Linked DNA regions of Homo sapiens: region 2 is linked to region 1. A link is an interaction called in ENCODE POLR2A ChIA-PET data of the cell type or tissue named here. Cell type or tissue: OCI-LY7. All regions are shown on one strand.

The links. Peaks named below come from ENCODE experiments on the same cell type or tissue, not always from the same donor. Only the 100,000 strongest peaks of a DNase experiment are listed, where the experiment ranks them.
Region 2: POLR2A ChIA-PET joins it to region 1 with 7 read pairs; 1 of 35 experiments calls an interaction of 5 or more read pairs at or near these places.

The regions. Positions count from the first base shown.
Region 1 is chr20:57,449,213-57,451,712 of GRCh38, forward strand. No RefSeq gene overlaps it. Among named protein-coding and RNA genes, the nearest start is that of RBM38-AS1, 57 kb to the left of the region's middle. RefSeq lists enhancers at 1,475-1,764, 2,269-2,500. In OCI-LY7, a CTCF peak has its summit at 863; DNase peaks (open chromatin) are centred at 1,359 and 1,849; H3K4me3 peaks cover 1,902 bases; H3K27ac peaks cover 2,176 bases.
Region 2 is chr20:56,844,663-56,847,162 of GRCh38, forward strand. No RefSeq gene overlaps it. Among named protein-coding and RNA genes, the nearest start is that of TFAP2C, 220 kb to the left of the region's middle. In OCI-LY7, no CTCF peak of the experiment used is centred here; DNase peaks (open chromatin) are centred at 150, 1,219 and 1,719; H3K4me3 peaks cover 2,086 bases; H3K27ac peaks cover 2,500 bases.

The sequences.
Region 1 (2,500 bases):
TCCCTTGCTCACAGTGGGTTTCTTCCTGCCCAGGGCCCTGGCCCGCTTTTTTCTCTCTGCCTCCCTACTTTGCCAAGTTCATTTCTCTTCTTCCTCTTGGTCTTACCCCAAATGCCATTTCTTCAGGAAGGCTTCTCTTACCCCCAAACTAGACCATACTCTCGCTTGAGGCTTTGACTGTGTGTTTTCTGTTTGCTAGTATCACACGTGACCCCCAGTGCCATGGCCTGAAGTACCTCTTGATTAGTTCACCTGCTCCTTAAGTCAGGCGTCTGGGTGGGCTCCACTGACCCTCTGTCCAGGGTCTCAGTGAGCCCAAGTCAAGGTGTCAGCAGACTGTGCCCCTTTCTGGAAGCTCAAAGGAGCACCTGTTTCCCGCTCATTGGGGTGGTTGGCAGGATTCAGGTCCTCGGTTCCTCCCTTTCCAAGGCAGCAGCCTCGGGGTGAGTCTTCCCTCTGCCGCCCCTCTTCCCATTCCCTCTTGCACTTTGAAGGGTTCCTGTGAGGACACTGGGCCCTCTCCAATGGTCCAGGATGATCTCCCCATCTCCAGGCCAGCTGATTCACAACCTCTGTTCCATCTGCTGCCCAAATTCCCCTTCGCCGAGCAGCCTAGAGTAGTTACAGGTTCTAAGACTGGGGTGAGGGCATTATTCTGCCCACCACACTTCCCTTGCTCTTTCCTGCCGCCTGTTTTTACTAAATGTGTCATTATATATTTGTGTGCGGGATTATTTGTTTTCTCTCTGTCTCCCTCCCATAAATATCATCTGCATGACTCAGGTTGGGTACATAGTGCCCGTACACAGGAGGCACCGAGTACAAATTCCCTGAACAGGTGGCAGCACTGGGGTCTGAACCTGCACCTCCATGTCATTCTTCACCAACAAAGTAGTTTGGATGCTCACTTTCTCCCCTGCCCCCCATCAGGTCGGCTGTGTCCAGTTGCACAGGCTGTAAACTGCACAACTCCAGGGCACTATTCACAGCTTAGTCTCTGTGATCCTCGCAGTTGGGTGGGATCCCTCAGGACCTGTAGGCTGAAGCTCTGCTCCTGAACCTGAGCCTGTGTTCTAAATCTGGAGCCTGTGTTTATAACATTGGCTGCTCCTAGAATCATCCAGAGGGCTTTAAAAAACCCTCCTGCCCAGGTCATGCTGCAGACCAACTGTGCCAGAATCCCTAGGGTGGCACTCGACACCCCAAGTGACTCGGAAGTGCAGCTGAGGTGCAAGCCTCCCTCCAGCAGGGATGCAGAGATAATTATGTAATAGAGGAAGAGCCCCCCCGCTCCCCACCCCGCACCCCCGTATACTTTGCATAACCGAGGCTGGGCAGCTTCCTCTCCCACAAGCCTGTTTCTTCACTCTGTGTGGCTGCAGCCTGGCTCTCTGGCTTCCTGTGGCCGATAAGCCGTCCTGCATCATTTACGACGCTGGGCCAACATCTGGCTGCCAGTGTGGTCACCAGTCCTGCTCCAGTGAGGGGGGGCAGTCATCTCTCCCGGTGACAAACTGCCTGCCCAGAGTGGCCTGAGGAGAGGGAGAGCAAAACCACATCATCGAGCCCCTTGCTCGGGACTCACTGGAGGGTTGCTGGATCCTAAGTTTTACTTGGCTTTGGGAAATTTGCTGGCACATTAGTTGCGAATATTTTGCTCTGAGGGTCTGAGTGCAGTCTTCGAGGTCTCAGCATCTTGCTTCTAGGGCAGGTGATGAAGTGCACTGGAGGCTGGGGCATGGCCGGGTGAGCTGAGGTGCTGGGAGCAGCAGGGACCATCTGGGGCAAACTGCTGCCAACACACTGGGTTTCTAGGGTGGACCCGGCCTGAGAAAGGACGGAGGGGGTGGCTTGGAGGGGCCCGGAGAGCGTGCAGGCCACAGATGGCACTGTGTCTGCACACTTCACCTTCTGTGAGAAATACTCATGACCCTCTTGCTCTGTCGAGCCCCGGCCGGGAGGTGTGTGGTTGCAGCCGCTTGGTCACGTCCCCTCATGTGGAAGGTACAGTCCCTATGGGCACACAAGCCCAGGGCTGGGCCCAGCACCCGCAGCTAGCCAGCCCCGGAGCCCCCCGAAGGAGTCCCCCAGGCCAGCACTCCTCACCTCTGGGCATCCACCTCCCCCTTTCCCAGAGGGCTGTGTATCTTTGGCCTCCTGTCTGGGGGCCTCGGCATTCCTTTTCTTTCTCTTTCCTCCTCAGTGAAGCTGGCAGTGGGGTGGAGACAATTCAGGTCTGACTGCCTCAGCAGCAAAGAAGGGGGGATGGCAGCTCATCCCAGGCAGACCCCGAAGGTGAAACATCCGCATGGCACACCAGTGCACTTGTGGCTATTGCAGCCCCATAGTCAAAACTCCGGGATGTCACCATGCTGAGGGCTCTGTCACATCCCCTGCTCTGGCTTGGCCAAGCTCCAGATGGGGACAATCACATGCCTCGCCTTGCCCCAAGAAAGAGAAGGAGATAATGGAAGACCACCCTTCTCCATGGTGCCACGTG
Region 2 (2,500 bases), 600 kb before region 1:
ATTCTAGTTGCAATTACCTATATATTTACTTATTGATCTTTCATTGTCTGTCTCCCCAAGAAGGGTAAGAAGCATTGATTTTTTCACATCCCACTCTGTTTCCAGAGCTAAGCACCATGCTTGGCACATAGCAGATGTTCGAAAACCATTTGTTCAGGGAGGGAAGGAGACTGACGGTCTTGTACCCTGCTTTCCAGGTGCTTCGTGCTGAGTAACTGCTGTCTACCTGTCAGAGGCTGCACTTGCTCATGATGTTTATTTTTATACCAGCACAGAGCAATGCGTGTTCTCTATGGCCTGGCCTGTAGCCCCTTTGGTGAGGGCAGGAGAGGTGGCATCCCATCCTGTCACATCCATGGGCCTCCTCAGGATCAGCTTTTCCTTAGAAACTTCCTCCCACATGAATCCACCCAGTCCTCAAATCCTAACTGTATGTGTTAGGAATCGCATTCTGGGGTAACCAACTGTCCTGGTTTGCCAGGTGTTGAGGGGTTTTGGTGCTAAAACTGGGACAATCGCAGGCAAGCCAGGATAGTTGGTCACTTTACAGATTTGGCTGCTGTGAACAGAAGCCTGTAAAAGAGTGGCTTAAAGAAATGACGTAAAAGGAAAAGGCCAGGACTGGAAGGTGGCTTCTTAATACTATCAAGGACCTGAGCTCCTTGCTTTCTGTCCTGCTATCCTAGAGGCATAATACCCACACTCAAGGTCACCTCATCGTCCCAAGATGGCAGCAGCAGCTCCAGTCATCATACCCTCATTCTAGGTGAGAACACAAGGAAGTGGAAGGTCAAAGAGGAGAGGCACCTGCTGAATTATCCCCCTTTAAAGAGCTTCCTCAGAAGCTCCGTTTGGGACATCTACTCATATCTCTGGCCAGAACTGTATCACATGACCATTTCTAGCAGCAAGATAAGCTGGGAAATCCAGCTTTTTAGTAGGGTGCATTGTTGCCCTGATTAACATATGGTTTTGCTTGTTTCGAAAAAGGCCAGACTACATATTTGGTAAGTTGGGTGACAGATGCATTGTGGTTTACCCGGGAACTTCCCCAGTTTTAGTACTGAAAGTCCTGCATCCCAGGAAACTCCTTGGTTCCAGGCAGCTAGGATAGTTGGTGTGGTTGGTCATGCCACTGGTAAGTGATCTCTAGTCTCTAACACACCAACCCCCCTCAACTTGGCAATAGCAGCTGCCTTAGGGACGCTGTGTTAGATCTCTGTTTAGTGCCTTGACATCCAGGCATAAATCAAACATCAAACAGCTCAAGTGATGCATAAAAAATAATTTCACCATAGCCCAGGTGCTGAATTATAGCAGTTGAGCTATAATTATTTGATACATATCTGCGAAGCTGAGAAAATTCTGCCTCAATTAGGAATAAAGTTAAGCTTCCAAAATTTTCTCTGAACAGTTCTATCTTTCAGGGAGAAGTTTCCCTCCTTTGCCCACGTTCACTTAGTTCGGTTTTTTTACATCCTAAAACTCTAGTTGGCAATGTTCATGATAATAACATTGAGTTTTTGCAAAAGCTGCAGATTTGAAGGGAAGAGGTAGGAAGTGGGAAATGGAAAACATCCATCTTTAGAATAACATAAATGTCTTATAACCAATTGTGAATGCTACCAGGGGCCTCTTAGCCCAGGAAAGGGGTGGACAGAGAGAAACCTCAGCCAGCATGAACAATGACCAGCAATGATCAGCCGCCTCCTGTGTCAGACACTGGGCTGAGAGACATCTTCGGCTTGCTGCATCTTCATGACCACGCTATGCTCCATTTTACACCTGGGGGTACGTAAGCTTCCAGAGGCTAAATAATTTGCCAAGTCCACACCACTAGGAAGTCGATGGTGAAGCTTGGGTTTACACCCTCATCTGGCTGACTCCGGAGCCTGGTTACTATATCCTGCCTCCTGGAAAGATCTGGGTTTGGCCAAAGGAGAGGCACATATACAGCCCCCCAGCCCTGGCCAGATCCATCCCAGCTACATCCTCAGAGTGGAATGTGGAAGGCAGTTTGTAGCTTCTGGCAATGTATAGGTCTTCCCAACGCTCTGGAACCTGAAAAATGCCCCATGGTGTTAAACTAACAAATGTCATTGTGTTTTTTGTTGTTTCTATTTCTTTCTCTAGAGTGCTTGGTATCTGGTCTCTCTGCAACCATGGCCCTTCTCCAAGGCCAAATTCACAGACTCTAGAAGTTGCAATGTAAGGTTTAGCACCTTTTAAGGAGACCCCTGGTGATTTCCCAGGAGAGGCTCCTGAAATCCTCCTGGTCTAAGTTGCAGTGAAGATGCCTCCTGGAGGCCTGATGCCTGCTTCAGCACCCCTCTGCACTCTTCCTAGGTGCTCCTGGTCTTTGGGCGTTTGTTGAGGAGGTGCCTGGGGTTAGACTGGGTCCAGAGGATGCTCTGTTGATCATGCTTGTTGGGAACCCCACAGCTCCTGAGGCTAGTGACACACACAGTCTCCACTGACCCCTGAGTCCCAGCTGGAATGG